3 separate regions of the Mus musculus genome follow, and regions 1 and 2 are each linked to region 3. The links are chromatin loops, found by intact Hi-C in ENCODE. Cell type or tissue: heart. All regions are shown on one strand. Links, peaks and the distances in the headings refer to the core of each region. The heading gives the core; the rest is flanking DNA.

Region 1 (6,328 bases), core at 1,329-6,328, 480 kb before region 3:
CATGGTTGGGTGTGTGTCCTGCTGCAAACAGCTGGAGACACTATAGACCCCCCCTTGCTGCATCTAGAACATGTAACATGCTGAACATTAGGATGGCCGTGACTTGAGCTTTCTCCTGGGCCGATGGTACAGTTGGATGCCCTCTGTCCCTAAGAGGAACATTTTGTTACCCAGTATATAGCTATATCCACTATCTGTTACAGAAGTATTTCTGATCCTTGATCTTTGTGGCTGCATATATTATTTGGAAATCCCTCCTCAAAAGCTTGAGTAACTCACTCAGAGAGGCTCCCAGAAGGCCTCACTCGGGATATCACACTCTCTTGGCCCTAAAGTTACTGCCTGCTGCCCTGATGAATGTGCGGGTCCAGGAGAACCCCAACTTTGTGAACTTCCACGTCACCCCCACCCCAGGCACTGCCTTCTTACGCTGCTGTGCTTTGTAATACAATCACTATTTTCTATCTTAATAGAGAAGCAGTAGGAGAACACGCCCACTGGTGTGACTAAACTAAAATATTCAGGTGATTTAAAAGAACAAGACAAAACTAGGTGTTGTTTTGTTTTGTTTTGTTTTGTTTTGTTTTGTTTTAAGAAGACTCCCTTCCTGACGTGTGTCCTGAACCCATGAGTCAGCTCTCTTTAGCTACTGGGCCCTCTACTGCCTAATGGCTTGTTCAGAGAACAAAACTACCCTTTGGTTTTTGCTTTGTTTTGCTGGTTTTGTTTGTTTTTGTTTTGGAGATTCAGTATAATACTGAAGTCAAACTTCAGAATACTTTAGAAAGCAAACGAGCGACATCAACCACAACGGTGAGATGTCACGATGACCTATTTGTCAAGCTCCGGACAGTGCAGTGCTCGTGAGCACAGAAAGGCTGTGAGGTCAGGCTAACTAGCTGGGCATCTCTGCCCTGTGGAGATAGTGGCAGGCCCTGTCTTAGGTATGCTGAAGTGAAGGGCCATTTGGACCCTGTTGCCACGGTGGCCAGTTTGTGTGTCGTGCGGTTGGGTTAGCTTAAAGGTACCCAGAGATGTCCCAAGGGTGGCTCCGGGGAGCCTGGCAGTGCCACTCCTTGGTGGAGTGCGTAAGACTGGAGCGACTCCTGACAGGGAAGAGGAGGGCAGGAGAGGGAAGATGCCTTACAAGACAGAGTAAAGAGACTTCAGAACACATTTCAGAGATGGGGATGACAGAAGCGGGGCCGCGGAATCCGGGGTAAGAAGGAGAGGTTCATACCGAACAAAAGGTAGAGCTCAGTGAAGCCCCTTACTGTCTTTCTCTGCCCTGCAACAGGACACTCCTGGATTCATCGTGAACCGACTCTTGGTGCCATACCTCATTGAGGCCGTCAGGCTACACGAGCGAGGTACCTGTCCCAGGCCAGGCGAAGGCCTGCAGCTCTTGGGCTATGCACAGGAGGTGTGGGCTGTGCAGAGCCTGGGAAGGGGCTTCTGCCTTCTAGCTCTGAAGGACTAAGCTCAGCTTTGCCCTGGCTTTAGGAATTTTTATCACTGGGTTCCCAGGGTCCCAGACCTCCCTGTGAGCCTCTGACACAGTCCAGCAGCAACTTCATCGATGATGCAGATCTTCACCCCTGCACTTCTGCCATTAGTTAACAGTTTACTATGGGGAGGGTGGATGGGGAGGTGACTCGGCTGTTGAGATGTGCACTGCTCTTCCATAGGGCCCAGGATTGCTTCCCAGGGTTCATGTTGGGCAGCTCTCAGCTTATGCACACACATACAAGATGCATGTTACACACACACACACACACACACACACACACACACACACACTACTAATAGTAAGTGTTTCTTGCTTTTGAAATAGATAGTAATGGAAAAGTTACCAGGAATGGGAAGTGAATGGCAGGGATAATACATGGTAAAGCCGTGGTCCGGATTGAAAAAAATCAGGAAGAATTGGTTTACACCTCATGATCTGACATGTGCTCCTTCTCCTAAAAAATTATTTGTGTGTGTGTGCTCATGTGTATGTATGTGTATTGTGTGTGTGTGTGTGTGTTTATGTGCTTGTGTATATGTGTATTGTGTACGTGTGTGTGTGTGTGTGTGTGTGTGTGTGTGTGAGTGTGTGATATACACCTGCATATCATGTCATGGCACATGTGTGCAGATGAGAAGACAGCTTTGTGGGGTTTGTTCTCGCCCATCTTTGTTCAGATTCTGAGGGTCAAACCCAGTCTCCCAGCTTGCATGGTACCTGCGTGCTTTTACCTGCTGAGCCATCTGCCTGGCCCTACACTGTCCCCTTCGAAGGTTGATAGAAAATGACTTTGCCAGATATAGAATCAGAACCCTTGAGACGTGGTCCCTGTAATGTGAGGATGGATGCACACTCTCCCTGCCTGACTCTCCCTGTTTCTGACGGGGAGAGTGTGACGTCTACACTGCAGGCAGACAAGCTACAGGGACCCGGTAAATGCAATCGCTGCTGTCGGTGTGAGTGACTTTGTTACAAATACTCTCAAGAGTGACATTTTCCAAACAGGGCATTTACACCAACTCTCCCCAGCAGATGAAAGCACGTTTGCCTCCTCGAAACCGGCTTTAAATATTAAACTGGCCTCCCTGCTTTATGGAAGCCGTCACCTACTTTTACTCCAAGATCAAACCAATGCTTCTATGTTTACCTTCAACAAATGTGCCCGATCACACCTCAGAGAAAATCTGTGGCATTTTGGCCTACCCTGAAGACATTTGGCTCCCCTCCCTCCTCCCTCCCTCCCTCCCTCCCTCTCTCCCTTAAGTGTAATGTTTCAGAATGTAGCGCCCCTTCATGGTGTTTTCCCTCTGAAACACCCTGTCCTGTGACACCACTCCCAAGTGCCAAGTATCTGGTGCTAAGTTGAAGACCATTTTCTTCATGTCCGTTGTCCCTCGGTGTTACCAGCCACCTTCTGTGCTGCCTCAGGAAAGGCAGGACCTGGCCCCCCAGGGGATGCTCTCAGTTTGCTCTTGCTGTTTCTCTGGGTGGCCTGTGGCCTTTCTCCGTTGTACATTTCTGGATCCTGTGTCAGAACATGGGTCTGTCCTGGAGTTGCTGAGTGTCATGTGGGTGCGTTTGCAGATCTTACCCTGTGGTCTGGACTCCAGTGTAATGTCCTCTTATAACGTCCCTTTGTCACTGGGTATTCAGTTGGCCAACTCTGAGGCGTGCTGAGACACATGCCCACTTTTTTGGGTTCTGCGTTTTCATTGAAGCCTTTAGATACCCCCTCTGTTGGTTGCTACCTGTCACCTTTGATCCCTCGATGTCAACGGTGTTCCTCTTCTCTCCCAGCCCCACCTCCTCCTACCAGGCCACCATACTGAGGCTCGGCCACACAGCTATCCTGGTCACTACATGCTTTCTCGGGTCTGTCTCCTACACCATGCTCGCCAAGAAAGTGGAGGACCCTGTTCCCTCTTTTTGTCCGTGTTCCCGGCTGGTGCGCTGGCTTTGTTCCCTGGCTCCTTTAGGGAGAATCTTTCTGTCCCGGCTTGTGTGTGTTTGTCCCTGCAGTTTGGTAAATGCTGTTTTGGTGGTAGAGCCGTCTGATGGTAGAAGGATGTCTGGGAGACTGAGCAGCTGCCGAATATCATGAGTGCCCACTGCACCTCTCGCACCCTGTGTAGAAAGTCTGAGCTCTGACAGCCTCCTGCAGTAGGCCTGCTTTTCACAGCGGTGTGCTGTCCCTGGCATCATCACTTGATGGGTACGGTGACGCCCCAGCTCTGAGGGCAGAGTAGCGTAGGCTTGGGAAGCTGTCGGCCCTGTCCTGAGCTCGCTCAGCTCTGAAAGGTCAGCGAGGGCGTGTGGTCAGCTCTCCTTAGGACGGCTGTGCTGTAGTAGCCTGGGATGTCATGAACTCACCTTCTTGTCACTGTAGGGTGTCCTAGGCACGCATACAAAGTGCCCACCCCCAAACTCCATACTTACCCTGGCTGGAGATAAATAGAACACTCTTCCGTAACTTGTGTACAAGCCCTGGCTGGGAACTCTTCTACCTCACCCTAAGATTCTGCCATCACCTCCATGTACATCATTCCATCAGAGCCCCAATGCTGTCCCTGAGCTCTAAACTGGGCATAATCCGCCATTGCTCTCTCTGATAGCTCTCCTAAGGGCCGTTTGCCTCCCTCCCCTATGGCACGCCACATCTGACTTCCCAGCTGTCGTCTTTCCTGGGGCATGATCAGAGTCCTCATCTTCATGTCCCCAACAGCTCACTCCAGACAGAGTGGGGATTTAGCCGCCTGTCAGGAAGGAGGGTCTGTCTGGCAGGGCTCCGCTCCTTGCTGGTTGGTCCTTGTAGCTGGAGCTTGTAGCTGGTAATGTTGAGACTGACCGGCAGGTGGTGCCAGAGATTTAGACAAGGACTCAACGGTGGCTGCAGGTCCCTGGTCTCTAGCCCCAAGCCTCCAGCCATCTAGGTTTGGAGGGTTTTGTTGTTGTTGTTGTTGTTGTTGTTGTTTTGTTTTGTTTTGTTTTGTTTTGTTTTTTGAGGAAACTTCACCTCATTGTCCTGAGTAAAGTTCAGGGCCACAGTATGTACTCAGGGGAGGTAAAGAGAGTGAAGCGGAGGTCTGTGTGGCTTTTTTGTTTGTTTTTTAAATGGAAGGGCCACCAGGTTCTCAGACAAGTACTGGGCATTGCAGGAATTTAGGTTTAAAGCATGCTATGTGTAACTCCCTCTTGGCCAACGTTTTGTATCTGTTGCTTTTCTATATTTTTCTCTTTGCCTATTTACTCTGATTTGCTTACGATTTTTTTTTAATTGTGTTGACTTTGTATAAGAGTACTGATTTTAAAAAAATACTTTGTGCCGTTCAATAATTTTGGAAATAGTAATAATTTTCAAGTGAGGATCTGAATTGGGAATTATAGTCTTGCCTTTGGCTCTGACTATGGGTTTGATTAAATGACTTTAGGTTAGGTTAGAAGCTGTTAGATTTCTGTCCCCGGGCCGTGTGCATTCTTTTGAGGGGACACTGCCTTTTTAAATGAGCTGTCAGTGTGGCTCTGACAGCTGTGGAGAGACACAGCGATGATGGGTGTTCTGGCTCTTGGGCCTAGCTGCTTCTGTTTCATGCGCTGCAGGGTGGGGTTGGGGGGTGGGGCGTGGGGGAGAGGTTCTGATTGGAGCCATGTGACAGAAGCCTAGAATAAGGCTAAGGCTTGAAGGTATAGGAGGGCTACTGTTCCAGGCCCAGGCCACGGCTTGCAGGAAGCAGACCTGGAGCAGGAGCCTGTAAGGGGGTTACGTCTGGCATCTGGAGGCCACTTTAGCATCGCGCGTCTCCACATCCTGAACAATGTGTGTGCGAGCTGTGGAGTTAGAGCCCGGTCTGTACTGCGCGTACCGGCTCATGTCCTCTGCGCATGTGCTGTAGTGTCTGTCTCCAGTGCCCTTCCAGCTTCCTTTGGGAGTCTCTGCACCCTTCAGAACCCCGGCCTCAGAGGCAGAGGACTGAGCTGGTGAAGTCTGAGTGCTTCTGTTCATCTTTGCCTGCACATCGTGAGCTGGTTTGGATGCTGCAGTGCTTGCCCCCCACCCCCACCCTGTTATGTCACCAGTAGCTTGAACACTTTGCCCATGTCTCATTGCAAGTGTCTAGTGGCCGGTACATAATAGATCTAATACTTCAGTGACGGAACACTTGCTTAGCATGCGCGTGACCCTGGGTTTGATGCCTCACCCTGCCGGGGGCTCAGGAGGGAGAATGGGGTGTTGGAGACCACGGGTGAGGTTCATGTGTGTGACTATTTTTTTAAGGCCCACTACCTTAAATTCAAAGTGTGATTTCTTAGAGGCTTCTAATTCCAATTTCTTAAAGATTTATTTATTTATTTATTTATTTATTTATTTATAGTATCTCTTAGAATAACAGGAAGGAGCTGGGCATTGTAGATGAATACTTGTGAAAACTGCTCTCAGTAATGCACAGCAAGTGGAGCATGGTGGCTCTGTCTGGGCTGTCCTTACGCGGGTGCCTTGACTGTGAATACAGCCCCAGTACAACATTCCTTTGTAAAACAGGAAATTAAAAAACAAAACAAAACATATGCAACACAAACAGAAACCTAAGCATGTGTGAGTTTTTATGTGTGCATATATATATATATGTGTGTGTGTGTGTGTGTGTGTGTGTGTTTGCACATGTGTGTATATGTGCTTATGTTTGTATGTATGTGTGCATATATGTACATGTATGAGTGTATATGTATATATTTATATGTGTATATGTTTGTACGTGTGTACATGTATGTGGGGTGGGTGTATAGTTATGAAGCCCATTTATAAAAGAACACTCTCTAGTA
Region 2 (6,328 bases), core at 1,329-6,328, 59 kb before region 3:
CTGTCTGTCTGTCTGTCTGTCTGTCTGTCTGTCTCCCTCACTTGCTCACTTACTCACTCACTCACACAAATATTAAGTAAAAAAATAATAATAAATTAAATTAACAAAAGAATCTGTGGTCTACCTACACTTTTACCATAAAGACAAAAAGCGAAAGATGTACGTGCTTATTTAATTTTATGAAAATAACTCAATTTGCTTATTTATTTGATAATGCGTCTTCAGTCTTTTCAAAGTTGGTTTATATTTTGTTTTTACAGTATTTAATGTTGAGAATACCATTGCGCATAAATGTCAGAAGTCTATTTGGGGCCATTTCAGGATTTGTTAGAAATTCTGTCCAAATTCAAACCAAAATTTGTTGAATGACTTGTTTGTGAAACCCCCAGCAACAAAACACATGGTCATTTTCAAAAACCCAAACATTTCAATACACTGCAATCCAAAGATATCCTAAATCAATTCTAATGTGCTCAGGAATGGTGGTAGGAAAACATCAAAAGGTTTGGTTTTCATAATTAAACCATTATGTTTCCTTAAGGACAGACAACTGTGTATTCAGTGAAAACTACAATTCCCAGCACACAATAGTCAGGAGACTGAGCGGAGGCATTCTTTGGTGAGCATTTGTCAGCTCTGCGTGTCTTATGGTGCACAAAGAGGACACATTATGTGTCTGGCAACATGGCGTGGGTGAGTGCCACCAGGAGCACCCTGGTCCCATGCTTGATTTTTGGGTCTAGAATTCAGAAACCTCTTTTTTGCTGCCATTTTTTTCCCAGTCCTCTATAACATCAGGAGCCTCACCTCAGGGTATGACCGACAGTTGGAGAAGTTGGAACCCAGACGGGTTTCTCAAGCCTCTCTGTACTCGTAATTGTTTTAGAAGCTTTAAAGATATAGAATTTTGCCAGGCATAGTGGTATACACACGTACATCCAGTACATGGGTGGCTGAGGCAGAGAGATCATGGATTTGAGGCCAGTCAATACTACTGAGTTAAGACCCTGCAGGGTAGGCTGAAGAGATGGCTCAGTGGTTAAGAGCATTGGCTTCTCCTTCCAGAGGTCCTGAGTTCAATTCCCAGCACCCACATGGTGGCTCACAACCACCCATAAAGAGATCTGACGCCCTCTTCTGGTGTGCAGCTAGAGCACTTATATACATTTAAAAAGCAAAGAAACAAACAAACACCCTATAAAGTAGTGGTTCTCAACATTCCTAATGCTAATACCCTTTAATACAGTTCCTCATGTTGTGGTGACACCCAACCATAAAAGTTTTTTTCATCTTGGGGCTGGCAAGATGGCTCAGCGGGTAAGAGCACTGACTGCTCTTCTGAAGGTCCTGAATTCAAATCCCAGCAACCACCCGAACAGAGATCTGACACCCTCTTCTGGTACTTCTGAAGACAGCTACAGTGTACTTATGTATAATAATAAATAAATCTTTGGGCTGGAGCGAGCAGGGACTGAGCAAGTGGAGTTGACCAGAGTGAGCAGAGGTCCTAAATTCAATTCCCAACAACTACATGAAGGCTCACAACCATCTGTACAGCTACAGTGTACTCACATACATAAAATAAATAAATATTTTTTAAAAAGTTATTTTCATCTCTATTTATAACTGTAGTTTTGCTGCAGGTAGGAATAGTAATGTAAATATTTTATATACTATAAATATTTTATAGAGGTTTGTCAATGGGGTCGCGACCCACAGGTTGAGGACCACTGTTGTGAAAAGCCAGCTATTGATTCCCAGCCTCCAGCCTCCAAGACTCTTGCAAGGACATCTGTTACTTAATTTTTCAGTGGTGACAACATCATTGGGTGATTGCACTGCAGAAACACTATTGGACACACCCCTGCTGCAGCTGTCTTAGAGGTTTCTGTCTAGCCAGTACCTTGATGTCCAATTTCTCTGAGGTGGTTTTCAGGTTTTTTTTTTTTTTTCTCATTTGCTTACTGGACACAGGAATATCATCATATTGCCCAGGCTGGCCGCAAATCCCTAACTGAAATGACTCTCCAGCTTTAGCATCCTGAACAGCCAAGAAGTGGAAATGCCCCCACTAAACCCACTAACAATGGCTTTAAAGGGATTTTCAAATTTCTTCCTGGGAGAAGCCAGCCATATTGAAAACACTTGAGTAGCCCTATAAATAGGCCCAGCTGTGGGGAACTGTGTCCTTCTGCCAACAACCAGCAGGAAATTTACCAGGAATCTAAAGAAACTCCTTGGACGGGGACCATTCTAGGAAATTTGTCACCATTGGATTCCCGACCTAGAAAGACTAGAGTATTCTTGTAGATTGCTAAGGTTTAGACTAACTCTTATGAAGAAATACGTACTTGACTGAAGTTTTCCAGAGCTTCTCTGTTCAAACCATTTCTTCACCAAACCGACCCCACCATTGTGAGCACTCCAGCAGCCCAGAGCTACTCCTGAGAGCACAGTCTAGCTTTCTGTTTCACAGAGAGAGCCCAGTACCCAAACATAGTCTGTGACCACGATGAGCCTTTCCTGAGCCGGGCCTACAGCCCGGGTGCCTCTACCCAGCATCACTGGACTCCAGCTCTGATGCCTCCTGGGTGCTCACTCAGCATGGCCCTGTGTGAAAACGAACCAGAACAATTCTCTGACTTTTACTACAGACGTTAAGTTTGGCGTGTCCCTCCTCTCCCCTCGCCCCCAGTCTGTTCCCACTCTCCTGGCCCTCCCCCCAGAAACACAGCTCACCTTCCCTCTACAGTTGCCTAGAAATAGAAAAAACAAAAAACAAACAAACACATCCACGCATGCGTGTCTCTGCTGCTCCTGACCGTGGTCTCCTTTTCCTGAAGACCCCTCTGGGTTTTTCGTCTTGTTTTTGAGCACTTCCTCCGAATGATTTACCCTGATTTCTGGCAATTTATACACTCCAATTCCCTTTGCTTCCCCCATTCACAATCGCGCCTCTCAGATCGCATGGCACATAAACAATCTTCCATTGCAAACTGCTGCAGTACAGTTTGTCCCCTGTAGGCATCAATAGGAAGTGTCCCGCCAGCCTAATTCTACGCAGGAAAAAAAAAGGGGGGGGGTCATAGATACATAATCTCAAGAAATTCTGCTCTGGTTGGTTTGGCAGTAGCATCTACAGTAATCTCTTCAGTTTGAAGTTAAAATTTGTAAACACCTTAGTGGATTCCACCCCCACCCACCCACAGGTTGTGTCTAAATGAACATCTATGTATCTACATTAATCAAACGCTTCATGCTTTTTTCCCCCCCAGTGAGGAAGTGGATACAAAGTTGACTTTGCTCCTAAAGGTTTCCTTCGCTCCCCTCCTCCACCCCGCCACGCCATGTTTTTGCCTGGCCTGAAATCTAGAACAGCAATGAAGAGCAGACTCCTGGTTTGACAGGATGCATTTAGATAGTTCAGGCAAGAGCAGGCACCCTGTGTTAAAGAGTCCAAAAGGTCTTAAGCAGAAAGAAAAGGCAAAGACTTGTCTCGTGTCACAGGTGCCACCTGTTGTTAGGAGTAGCAATCTATGAGCTCTGCACAGACAACTCCAGTTTCCGACTCTTATAAATTCCCAAGTTCAAATCCAACAGCCTCCAACTCTAACCCACGGGCGTGCGCCATGCTGCCAAAGGTAATTCAAATTTCTCCCCTTCAAGACCGCTTCGCCCCCAACCCCCACCCTCTTCACCTGGAACAGACAATCCGCGTATTTCAAAGAGTTCCTTAGTACTGAACTGAGTACTCGGAAACTCACCCACCAGTTTACATTTTAGGCTACTGAGCCTCACTCCTTTTACTGACAGACAAAGGAGAGGGCCACTGACGATGTTTACCCACCTAGGCTCGTGTTTGTCTAATGTTTAAACGGGCTTTTGTTATTATTAGACATTCCTGGACAATCGTTCTCAGAGCATCAAGCACACAGAGCAAGGAATCAAGCAAGCGATGCAGGTTCCGCGGTGGGGGAGGGGAGCCGAAAGGCGCCAAGCCGCGCCTCCCTGCTGCTTAGCACCATCTAGTGGCGGCTGCTAGTTCGACTTTTGGAACGAGAGCTCCCAGAGGACTTCGTAAAATCCAAAGGCTGTTTTCCTCCATCCTGGCGCTCTTCACCTTGTGTGTACTGCACACACACACGTATATTTTGAATTATACACAACAAATATCTCACCTTACTATTTAATAAATCCTTCCTTTGTCTCTGTACTGGGATATCTTACCCCTTAATCCCCGGACCTGTAGGCAATGAAGGCAGATGGTTTTAATATTATCAAAGCAAGCAGCGCTAGGAAATGCTCACAGGGGATATGCCTAATTAGATGCTTGCTGCCAGCCCTGACAACTGTAGTTCAATCTCTAGAATCCACATGATGGACGGAGAGAACTGACTTCCACAAGTTGTCCTCTGACCTCCATTCACACACACACTCTCTCTCTGTCTCTCTCTCTCTCTCTCTCTCTCTCTCTCTCTGTCTCTCTCTCTCTCTCTCACACACACACACACATTATTTTTAAAGATCATTTCATTCTAATTTTTAAAAATTTTAATTTAAAAAAATACTGAAGAAAATGAGACTCATATATCTCTGGAGTTAACTATGAATTTTTTTTTTAATTTCTAAACAAAGTCATCAGGCTCAACTGTGCCATGAGAAACTATTGGCACCCACAAAAAATAAGGAATAGTGAAGGCTCAGCTCTACTGGTACAACAACCCAAGCAGGCACCATGTGGCCTGCTCTTACAACACCGTGATGACAGTTTAACTTCATGACTAATTTATAATATACAAGTAGCTACCTTTTACCAAGTATAGATAAATGCTAACTGGACAGTCTACCTTTAAACTTACCCACAGAACGACAGCTGATAGGAGCTGAGAAGCGAGCTAGCTTCTTCATTATCCAGAACATTCTAATCCAGTTCTAGGATGGCAAGAGGCTCCTGAGAGTTAACAGTACTTCTACATGGCTGCTTTCAGCCTAGATCCTGGGTCAAATACACCATCAATACACCATGGTCATGACTGACTGTGACCCTACTTCCCAGGGTTGGCTCCCAGCCTGTGGAGTCTGGTGTGCGTCACTCATGAGCCCTCCAGTCAAAGCAAGACACAACATCAGATATGATGCTGTATGCATCAGATATGTTGCTGTATGCATCAGATATGATGCTGTGTGCATCAGATATGGTGCCGTATGCTTATATGCGTGGCACAGGAAGGAAGAACCAAGTCCAAGGCCAGCATAGCTACAAGACAAGACTGTGTCTCAAAAGCAAACAATAAACAAAGAATTGAAACAGGACATAAAATAACACAATCAGGTGAGAAGCTAAATATTTAAGAATCATTTTTTTCAAGCTAATAAATAGTAGAAACATCAAAAAGTCCAAGTCAATAGTATGTTTTTATTAATATTTATTAACACCAAGTTTTCAATAATTTTCTACCTTCCCCTTGTATATTCTTTGGGGGGGGGTTGTTTGTTTCTGTTGTTGTTTTGTTTTATTTTGTAGCTCAGTCTGAGCTTGAATTCATAATCCCGCTGCCTCAGCCTCCCCAACACTGGGATCATGGACCCATTAAAGTCTGTGGAAGCCTCCTTTAGCTTTTGTTCAGCATTAAAGCACATGGTTTGGCTGGAAAGGAGAATAGACACGTTCTATGGATGGAAATGTGAACTGTCAGTGGGAGTGACCTCTGTCTTCTGAAGGAACAAGACAATGTGGGAGGACCCAGGCGTTATCATCTTGAAGGTGGTTTTGGTATCCTCAGCAAAAAAAAAAAAAAAAAAAAAAAAAAAAAAAAAAAAAAAGGAGTGCAGCAAAAAAAGGAGTAAAAATTTGGGACACTTAACTGGGTGGCCTTGGTAACAGTTTCCTTGTAATACAGTTAAGTAATGACCAAGTCATAGGACTACCCGAGGGGCCACGGACAAGCTAAATGCAGCGGGTTTATTATGGTGTCCGTTGGTTTCTGCTGTTTTGCTTTTCTTATGAATTATTTTTCATCAAGCATTGGCAGCAACACTAAGACAAATACAAAAATAGGATGCATTAGAAAGCTCAGTGATTGAGAGACATCGCCAGGCTTGCAAGCCATGAGAAGGCACTCACACTCACACACCGACACTTGCCCTTACCTGGGGGGGGGATCGTGGGAGACAAAAAGAGAGGGAAGCCAACATAAGAAGCTCTCGCTTCACTAAAGAGAGCCATCTTCACTCTAAACCAGCCTCGGTGCCACAGAACGGAAGGTTTAGAGACTTATGCAATAATTACTCCAACCTCTGAAAAACATGGCAGGAAATGTTATTTCAG
Region 3 (7,824 bases), core at 1,102-6,101:
GGCACAAACCCAGTTATTTAGAAGGCAGTTTGATGTGATCATCATGTTCATTCAGCAAAATAGCGGCTTCTCCACTAAGGCCTATGATTCTCACAGCCGTGGGCTTTGACCACATTTACAGCACTAGAGGTGAATTCTCCGTTGTCAATCAGGCTTCAATTCCCATTCGAAGCTGGTTGGTTAGCCCTCTAACAGACTGGCCACCATTGTGCTGGTGAGCAGGTTGCCTGGATGATTGGTAGTGTTGCATCTGGGGTCAATAGCTGAGTAAGACAATTGATGACAACCATTCCCCTAAATCTATAACACCTTTCTAGCACCATGAGGACCACTCAGCAATAAGGAAGCCTTTAGCCTAGTTCCAGTTTGGTTGATTTATCTGTGTACTCCGATCAACACATGTGATGTCTTCAGCGACCCAGTCATACAGTCTGGTTCTTGATGGCAACCAAAAGCAGTTTCAATCACTCTGCACTGGGGGATGGGGAAGGTGACCCCAGGATCTCCCTAACCAACAACACATAGGGCGGCAGTCCACTTTTGGCACTGGGATTTTCACTTTATAACCCACGTCCTCTGGAAATCTCCTTATCTACTGAAGCAGGGCACCTCTGTTCAAATTCTTCTATCTTATATTGCTTTTTAAATTAGCTTATCAAGCATCAGATTTCCTTGTGGCATTTTTGTGCATTGTTGGTTTTAATTGACTCTCCTGTCCTTCTCCCAATCTTGCTGTCCCTAACCTGTACTAAAACCTTCCCACTACTCCCAGGGAAATAGGAGCTTTTGTGTTCCTATAGCTCTTCATGAGAGAGATAATCTTGACTCTTTTCTCAGGATTCCAACTCTAAGACACTAGGAAAAAAAAAACCAAAACTCTGAAGCTGATGAGAACATCAGTGGGTGGGGAGGTGAGTAAGAGGAGAGAAGAAGGTGTTTCACAGTCGGGGGTGAGTGTGGTCATACAGAGACGGGCACCTGCCAGAAATTTGTCTTAAAACCTATACTACACAACACAAGAGGGAACCATGTTGTAAACTATGGACTTAGGGTGACAAGAAGGTGTCAGTGCCAACACTGATGCTATCAGATAATCTGTAAAGGACACCAGTAGTCAGGAAGGTTGTGTGTGTGTGTGTGTGTGTGTGTGTGTTGGGGATATGAAAGAATTTTGTACTTTCTGTTCTATTTTATTACAAACTTAAAACTTGCCTTAGAATAAGGTCTATTTTTTAAAAAAATATGCCTTTAACATAAAAATGTTCCTGTTAAATGGAGTCTTTTGTTTCTTTCATGGTAAGACTCGTGGGTATGAGCTTAACTTGGACAGATTCAAACTACTGGCTTTGTCACGACCCACTTCTGATCACAATAGCCTAAAGATCACTTTATGCATCTACTATTGGTTGTGTTTCTTCCTGGCCATGTCCTACTTAAAGGTGAGTTTTCATCTGAAGCTTCTTGGAGGCAGGTGAAATCAGAGGAAGTTCCAATCACTGGCAACACTTGAGATATTTATAATCCTTTCTGTACCCACAGGTGGCGGGCTAATTATTTACCAAGCAAGTGGAAATGATGCCCACGGGTGAGGGTTATGACAGAATGGATACATCAGTTGGGGAAAGGCTGGGAGCTAGCCAGAGCTTAGGGACTCTCAGGAGCATCTTAGAGTGGCTCTGTTTTAGTCTCAAGGAAGAACTGGACCATCTCGTTACAAATGACACATTTTCTACTAAAAAGATCAAAGGGGGGGGGGGGCTTCTGTAGCTAGTCCCCCAGTTGATTGCGCATCTCTAACAAGCTGCAGAGAGTCCCTGAGTAGGAAGGTTCTTAAAATTCCAGCACAGAGACTTAATGGAAGGAAAAGATTATCAGGGTTCCACAAAGGCCTTCAAATTTCCCAGCTGAAACATTTTTGTTTTTTTTTTTGTTTTGTTTTTTTTTAAATTGGAAATGATAGTGATTTTACGAGTTTTGCTAATTAGAAGACCAATTAAGCTGTGCCTTAAACATTTTAAATAACACAGCAACATCTGGAGTTCAGATTGTAGCCTCTTACCGTGTCATTCCTCGGACATTAGTGGCCTGGCTACATCCCAGAATCTTTCTATGCAATTGTACTCGTATGTAATGACGCTGGCTATGGCCTGCTCTCCTTGGAATGTTCACACAATGACATAGAAGGCTGGAGACGCCATTAAAAGCCAACATCGAGGACTACAGTCACCCAAGAAGTCAGAGTCTAATGTCATAAATGTTTGATGTCTCTTCCACAGCATACAGCTAATGAGAATATTCTAAACTGCTCCCCAACTATGAAAATTGGGGACATAAATCTAATCCCATCATCCACTTATCAAGGGCTTCACATCACACAGGCAACCAAGACCAAACTCCCCCACGGTAACCTTGAGTTGATAACACAGTGCTTCCGGCTCAGCCTCCTTCCCTGGGTCATTTCCCAGGCCCCAGCGCTAGGCCTGTGCGGTGCCTGGACTCTTCTTTAACCCCTCTTACTTCACCCGGTTAGTGCCTAGTGGTTTCCAGATCTCAGCTTCAACGATGCTTTGTCGAGGTGACTTTTTGCTGTATAACTGTATGGACGTTGGGTTACTGTCTCACGCTGCAGGCTACACATCTGCTGCTCTATGTCACTAGCTAGTTTTCCCAGAAACTGACAATGCTCGGGCCCGGAGGCAAGAGCTCTAGTGTTTGCTCTGTCAATTTCTTTCCCAGTAAGGAGGCTTAAGCTGCTAATAATAAAAATGCAAGAGGAAGCGAGATTTCTGGGCAGAGTTCTGACGCTCTGACTGGGGAAAGAAACATAGGTCGTGGCCCCTGGTAAAGAGGAAGAAATAAAAAGGTTCCCCGGTCTTCACAGACCACCTGCGCATCACACACTGGATTCGCTCTGCGAGACTCGGGCCTGGAGAGACAGAAATTACACGCGGGAAGGAAATACTGATATCCCCTTTACACAATGAAAAAGTGACTTTTCAATTTTTTTCTCTTTCATTTCTTTTTCTTTTTCTTTTTTTAAATTGTAATTTAAACCAAAGAAATATGCCAACGCCGTTGTCCGTAGTTTCTTCCCCGTCCTCTGGCGCCCTCTATCGACAATTTAATTCTGTGAACCCACAGTGACTCCTTTTACAGGTGGGAGAAAGGCGGGGGTTCCTCCACAGACAACTGTGGTGGCTTTAGCTTTGGTCAGGAGTCTTCCATCCAACTTGATGCGGGCGGTTATCCTACAAGTAAGCTTTTATCACCACACCGTCTGGCATCTGCAGTGAGCCAATTTTAGAACGCAGATAAAATGTACCAGACCTTTCAGTTCCCAAAGAGCGTTTTACTTAAATGTTTTGGTATATTCCAAATATCTTTGTTATGGATTGATAATTTTATTCCAAACACATGACCCACTTCTCAGGGAAAAAATGACTAAACCAGTTTTTAAGAGTAAATAAATTGAAAACAGAAGCACAATTGTTATGCTAGAAACCTATTTTAAAAAAAAGTTGAAAAATCAAAGCAAATAAAAATATGAGAAAATGTCCTAATATGAATTGATTGTATGCATTCCGTTTTCAGTATTTTTTTTTAAACAAGAAACTCACCCAGAACACAAGAAGAGCCTTAAGACTGACTGCTTTAAAGTTCTCCATGAGGGCTGGAGAGATGGCTCAGCGTGCTCTTCCAGAGGTCATGAGTTCAATTCCCAGCAACCACATGGTTGCTGCAGTGGGATCCGACGCCCTACGGTGTACTCATATACATAAGATAAATAAATAATTAAATAATAATAATAATAAATAATAAAATAAATAAACAAATAAATAATTAAATAATTAAAGGAACTCTCCAGGGTACCCCCAATCTGAGGATAACCAAACCACCTGCAAAATTCACATTTTTCTCTCTCTCCCCCTCTCCTCCCCTCACCCCCAATTAATAGTTGTTTGAAAGTGTCTCATTCTGTAGCACAGATTTATAGCAATTCTCCAGCCTTGGCCTGATTTCCATGTGTTTGGATTATAGCTTACAGGCATGAGTCAGCACCCCAAACTCAAATGATCTAGTAACTATATATTAAAAAAAAATAGAAAAAGGATAGGTGGTATAATCTTAATAATCTATTTTTCTTGAATCTGTATATTCCATAATTTCAATATGCAATCCACACAGAAAGGACTAACAAGAAATTTTATGTTCTTTCGTCAATCTGTTATCGAAATCTAGGATGCGTCTTATACCAATAAAGTGTCTGAATTTTGTACACTAAAGTTAAGTGATTCAAGTGAAAGGTGGCTTGACAGAAGCGGTAAATTTGGCTTGAGTAGGAAAAAAATACTTCCATTGCTTTGGTTTTGAGATGAAAATTGAGTGGCGTTTCAGATTCAGCTCTTCGGTCTCTTTTGCCACCTTTCGATTGTGCGCTAGCTCCGTGAGGCTAGCTGCCGCAGTGTTGGAAGGGGCCGCTCCAGCACAGTACCTAGCCTGGGCTCACTTCCGGTGGTTGCCTGTTCGAAGTCTTCACTATTCAGAATCCATCCCCCAAGAAGGTACGTGACCTTGAGAAGTCATTGTTCTCTCTGGATCCCACTTCCCTCCTCCTCCTCCTCCTCCCATCTATCCATTTTTATTTTTCAATCTCACACACCCTTTAATCCAGCCCCCTGCCCCAATTTCCAGGAAGAAAAGGGTACCCTGTGCTTGTCCTTACGCCAACAGACCTTCTGTGGAGCATCACTGTCATGCAGACTTCAGGGCACAGTCAGTGTTAGTGGCCCCACCCCAAAGGTGCTCCTAATGAAGACTACAACGCATAAGGGGGCTACGCTTGAGTAATCGAGTCATTGCAGTGGGTATGTACTCGACTCCTCGCGGCGTTATTAAAGCAGTTGATTTAATTTAGCAAATTCAGTTCCAAGTCCCTGGAGCCACCTGCTTGGCTTCATCCCAGCAAGATATAACTAGAGAACTGAAAGGTGACCTGGGCTTGGGCACGGTCTAAATCCCTGAGGTAGTGGCGCTAAAACTCACCCACCCAGGCTCTCTCAATCGAGGCTTTATTTGTTAGAAAAGTCAGCTGAGGGCAACGTGCTTTCATGCGCTCAACCTGGATGCTTCCGAAAACTACAAACGCTCTTGCTGAGCCTCGCCCGCCCGGCAGATACCCACCTGCAAGTTGAAAGCCCGTATAAAGCCATTTCCAGAGACCGCAAAGCAATCAGAGTCCCTGCTGGCTTCCTTGGTGATGTCGCTTTCAACTCACCGGTCTAAGTGTGGCCCATGGTTCTCAGAATAAACCCATTTCCACCTCGGCCGCGGAGACCTAAAGTTCACCTACTGCCTTCAAGTCTGAGAATCCGACCCCATACTGGTCCCATTTGCTAATGGTGGCCACAGACCTGTCTCTCCGAATTCCGTCTAATAAATAAAGCACTCTGGGACAAAGACGTAGCTATACATTTCACTAAGCCCTGAGGCTATTTAGGGTTTCTCAAAACTCTAAAGCGTTCTCTCTGCCCCACATAGAAGCTATTCTCCGCAGTGAAATGGGACAACGGCATCTCAAAAGAAAGCATTTGATGAGCTAGCTGGTAAAAACACAGAAATGATTAAAACAGAGGCAAAGAATCCACATATTGCTATTACCTTAATGATTAAAACATGCAGCTCATTAATTTAATCTGACAGTGGACCCTTTTGTGGGCAGACAATTCATATGTAAAGTCTTACTGCAGCTGAAGAGGCTTGGCCCATGCCAAGCCTGGCTTCCCCAGTTTTCTTTTATTAGCGAGAAGCCACCGGTACAATCCAAAATGATTAAAGCAATAGAGATTGAATTGCAGACAAAGAACTTCAGACTGGATCAGGGAGGGGAACTAAAACCCCCAAACAAGTACAGAGCTCAAGGGACTGACGATCAAAACATGCCGGGTTTTTTTTTTTTTTTAAAAGCTGGAAAATTCAACATTCCAGTTTATAACATGGTAGAAAAATAAAAACCTGACATCATCTATTAACACCCACGCTATTTCTCTGAGAGGAATTCCTTCAGGGTCCCTAAAAGAGAGGCTTAGCATCACTGAGTCTCGGAGGTGGAAAGGAAGCTAACAGACAAAGATCCTGGATCCAGCTCCCCTGGGCCATTGTTACTCTTTCTCATGATACAAGAAAAAACTTTTTAAACCTTGCATGATCACCAGGTTGACAGTAGCAGCCAAACACTTAATCACGAAACACAAGAGGCGAGCAGAATTACCACAGCATAAAAGTCACAAAATAATTGATCCTGGGGCCCCGGGGTTGGCACAGAGCCAGTAGCAGTTGGGGCTGAAGCACAAGGCACCGATGATGTCCCCACCATGCAATGTGTAAAGGTGCTTGCCTTCCTTGAGATCACACAGCCTAGCCTGGCCATCATAGCCTCTAGAGGCACAGAGGGACCCAGCTGGAGAGAGTCACTGTGTTCAGGTAGCCAGTGTGGCCAATGTGGTTGGTCTTTAGCTTGCAGTTAGCCAAATTCCATACCCTGACCAGCTTGTTCCATCCACAGGAGATGATGACAGGGCTGCTGCTGCACTGCAAGCAATTGTATGTCCAGTAATAAAGCGATCAGTGAAAGGCTGCCAGCGGCCTGGGTCTAGAACCACCCATGCTGGCTCTTTGTTGGTATGTGAGCTTTGTTCATCCAAGAAAAAGAAATAACTGAATGCTGACTCAGCAGTCACTAAGGGGTTTGCTTTAGGGTGTTTTGTTTGTTTGTTTGCTTGGTTGTTAGTTTTTATGTTATAGGAGGGCCCTATTTCTGATTGGTATGTCCTCTGGCATGGGAGATTCTGTTAGAGGCTGTTGATGCCCAAGAGAACATTTAACACAAACACTGGTCGCCGTTCAGAAAGTCTTCACTGAGAACCCTCCTCGTGACCTGCATTTTAAGGTGTTTTATCATGCCAGGGTTTACAGTTAGGACTGTTCCCTGGGGACTAGCAGAAATTGTTCGGCTGCTGAAGACAGCGACTTCTTCCTGATGCGTTACCTGGATTTAGAACGCTTCCGTTAAAACAAGCTGTCTCCCCCCGGCCTCTTTGAGAATGGGTCAGCCAGCTCTGAAGTGGTCAGAAGTCCCAAGGACTCTTTCAGGCTGCTCTGTCATGTGGACGTTGCCTAAGTGGGTTGCCACATACCATTACAACCTTAGAGTAATCAACAACTTTAGAGTAATCAAATGAACTACCATAAAAACATCTGAAGCTGCCTTGTTATAGACCCAGAACAAATTACCCTTACTTAAGATGGAGTTTCCAGTGTGTGTTCTAATAGCCTTTGAATCCTGTCACTGAAATTTACTGCAAAAATGATTTTTTTTTTGGTCTGGTACAGTTTAGGATTATTTGAAAGCACATTTGCTCACATAGTTTTCATCTTGTTACTGTACTGGTTTTTTTTTTTCTCTTTCTTTCTTTTTTTCACAGGGTAGTCATATAAGTACTATAAATTAAAGAGTCTCCATTAGCTGGGCATGGTGGCATAGGCTTAGATTTTTCAAACCTTACTTTAATAAGTGTTCTTAACTGCTTTAACCTCCCTTCTAGCTCATCACCCACCAAAGGAAGTAGAAGGGAGGGTTACTACGGCTAAGGTGGATATGGGCCTGTTTAGAAATACTTCTTTGGGGGTGATTTCAATCTTCACGGTCAGGATATCAGCGGTTCAGTTCACATGGATCAGCAGTGGTAACTCCATCCACTCGTAAACGCTACTCACAAATCAGCAAAGGCAGTCAGTTCTATCCAGAAGAAACCAAGAGGCTCCGAC

What was found. Peaks named below come from ENCODE experiments on the same cell type or tissue, not always from the same donor. Only the 100,000 strongest peaks of a DNase experiment are listed, where the experiment ranks them.
Region 1: a loop joins it to region 3, with 8 times the contacts of the local background. A loop is called at or near these places in 24 of 42 quality-filtered maps.
Region 2: it touches region 3 in a loop (2.3-fold over the local background); 6 of 42 quality-filtered maps call a loop at or near these places.

The regions. Positions count from the first base shown.
Region 1 is chr3:131,235,979-131,242,306 of GRCm38, reverse strand. Hadh (hydroxyacyl-Coenzyme A dehydrogenase) reads left to right here. Exons shown (of 8, transcript NM_008212.4): 6 at 1,298-1,370. Among named protein-coding and RNA genes, the nearest start is that of Hadh, 33 kb to the left of the region's middle. In heart, for the core only: a CTCF peak has its summit at 4,357 (motif pointing right); a DNase peak (open chromatin) is centred at 4,296; H3K27ac peaks cover 312 bases.
Region 2 is chr3:130,816,565-130,822,892 of GRCm38, reverse strand. No RefSeq gene overlaps it. Among named protein-coding and RNA genes, the nearest start is that of Gm36443, 16 kb to the right of the region's middle. In heart, for the core only: a CTCF peak has its summit at 4,031 (motif pointing left); a DNase peak (open chromatin) is centred at 3,992; H3K4me3 peaks cover 899 bases; H3K27ac peaks cover 962 bases.
Region 3 is chr3:130,756,222-130,764,045 of GRCm38, reverse strand. Gm43522 (a long non-coding RNA gene) reads right to left here and starts at 3,756. Exons shown (of 2, transcript XR_003954554.1): 1 at 3,618-3,756; 2 at 2,994-3,248. In heart, for the core only: a CTCF peak has its summit at 3,109; no DNase peak of the experiment used is centred there.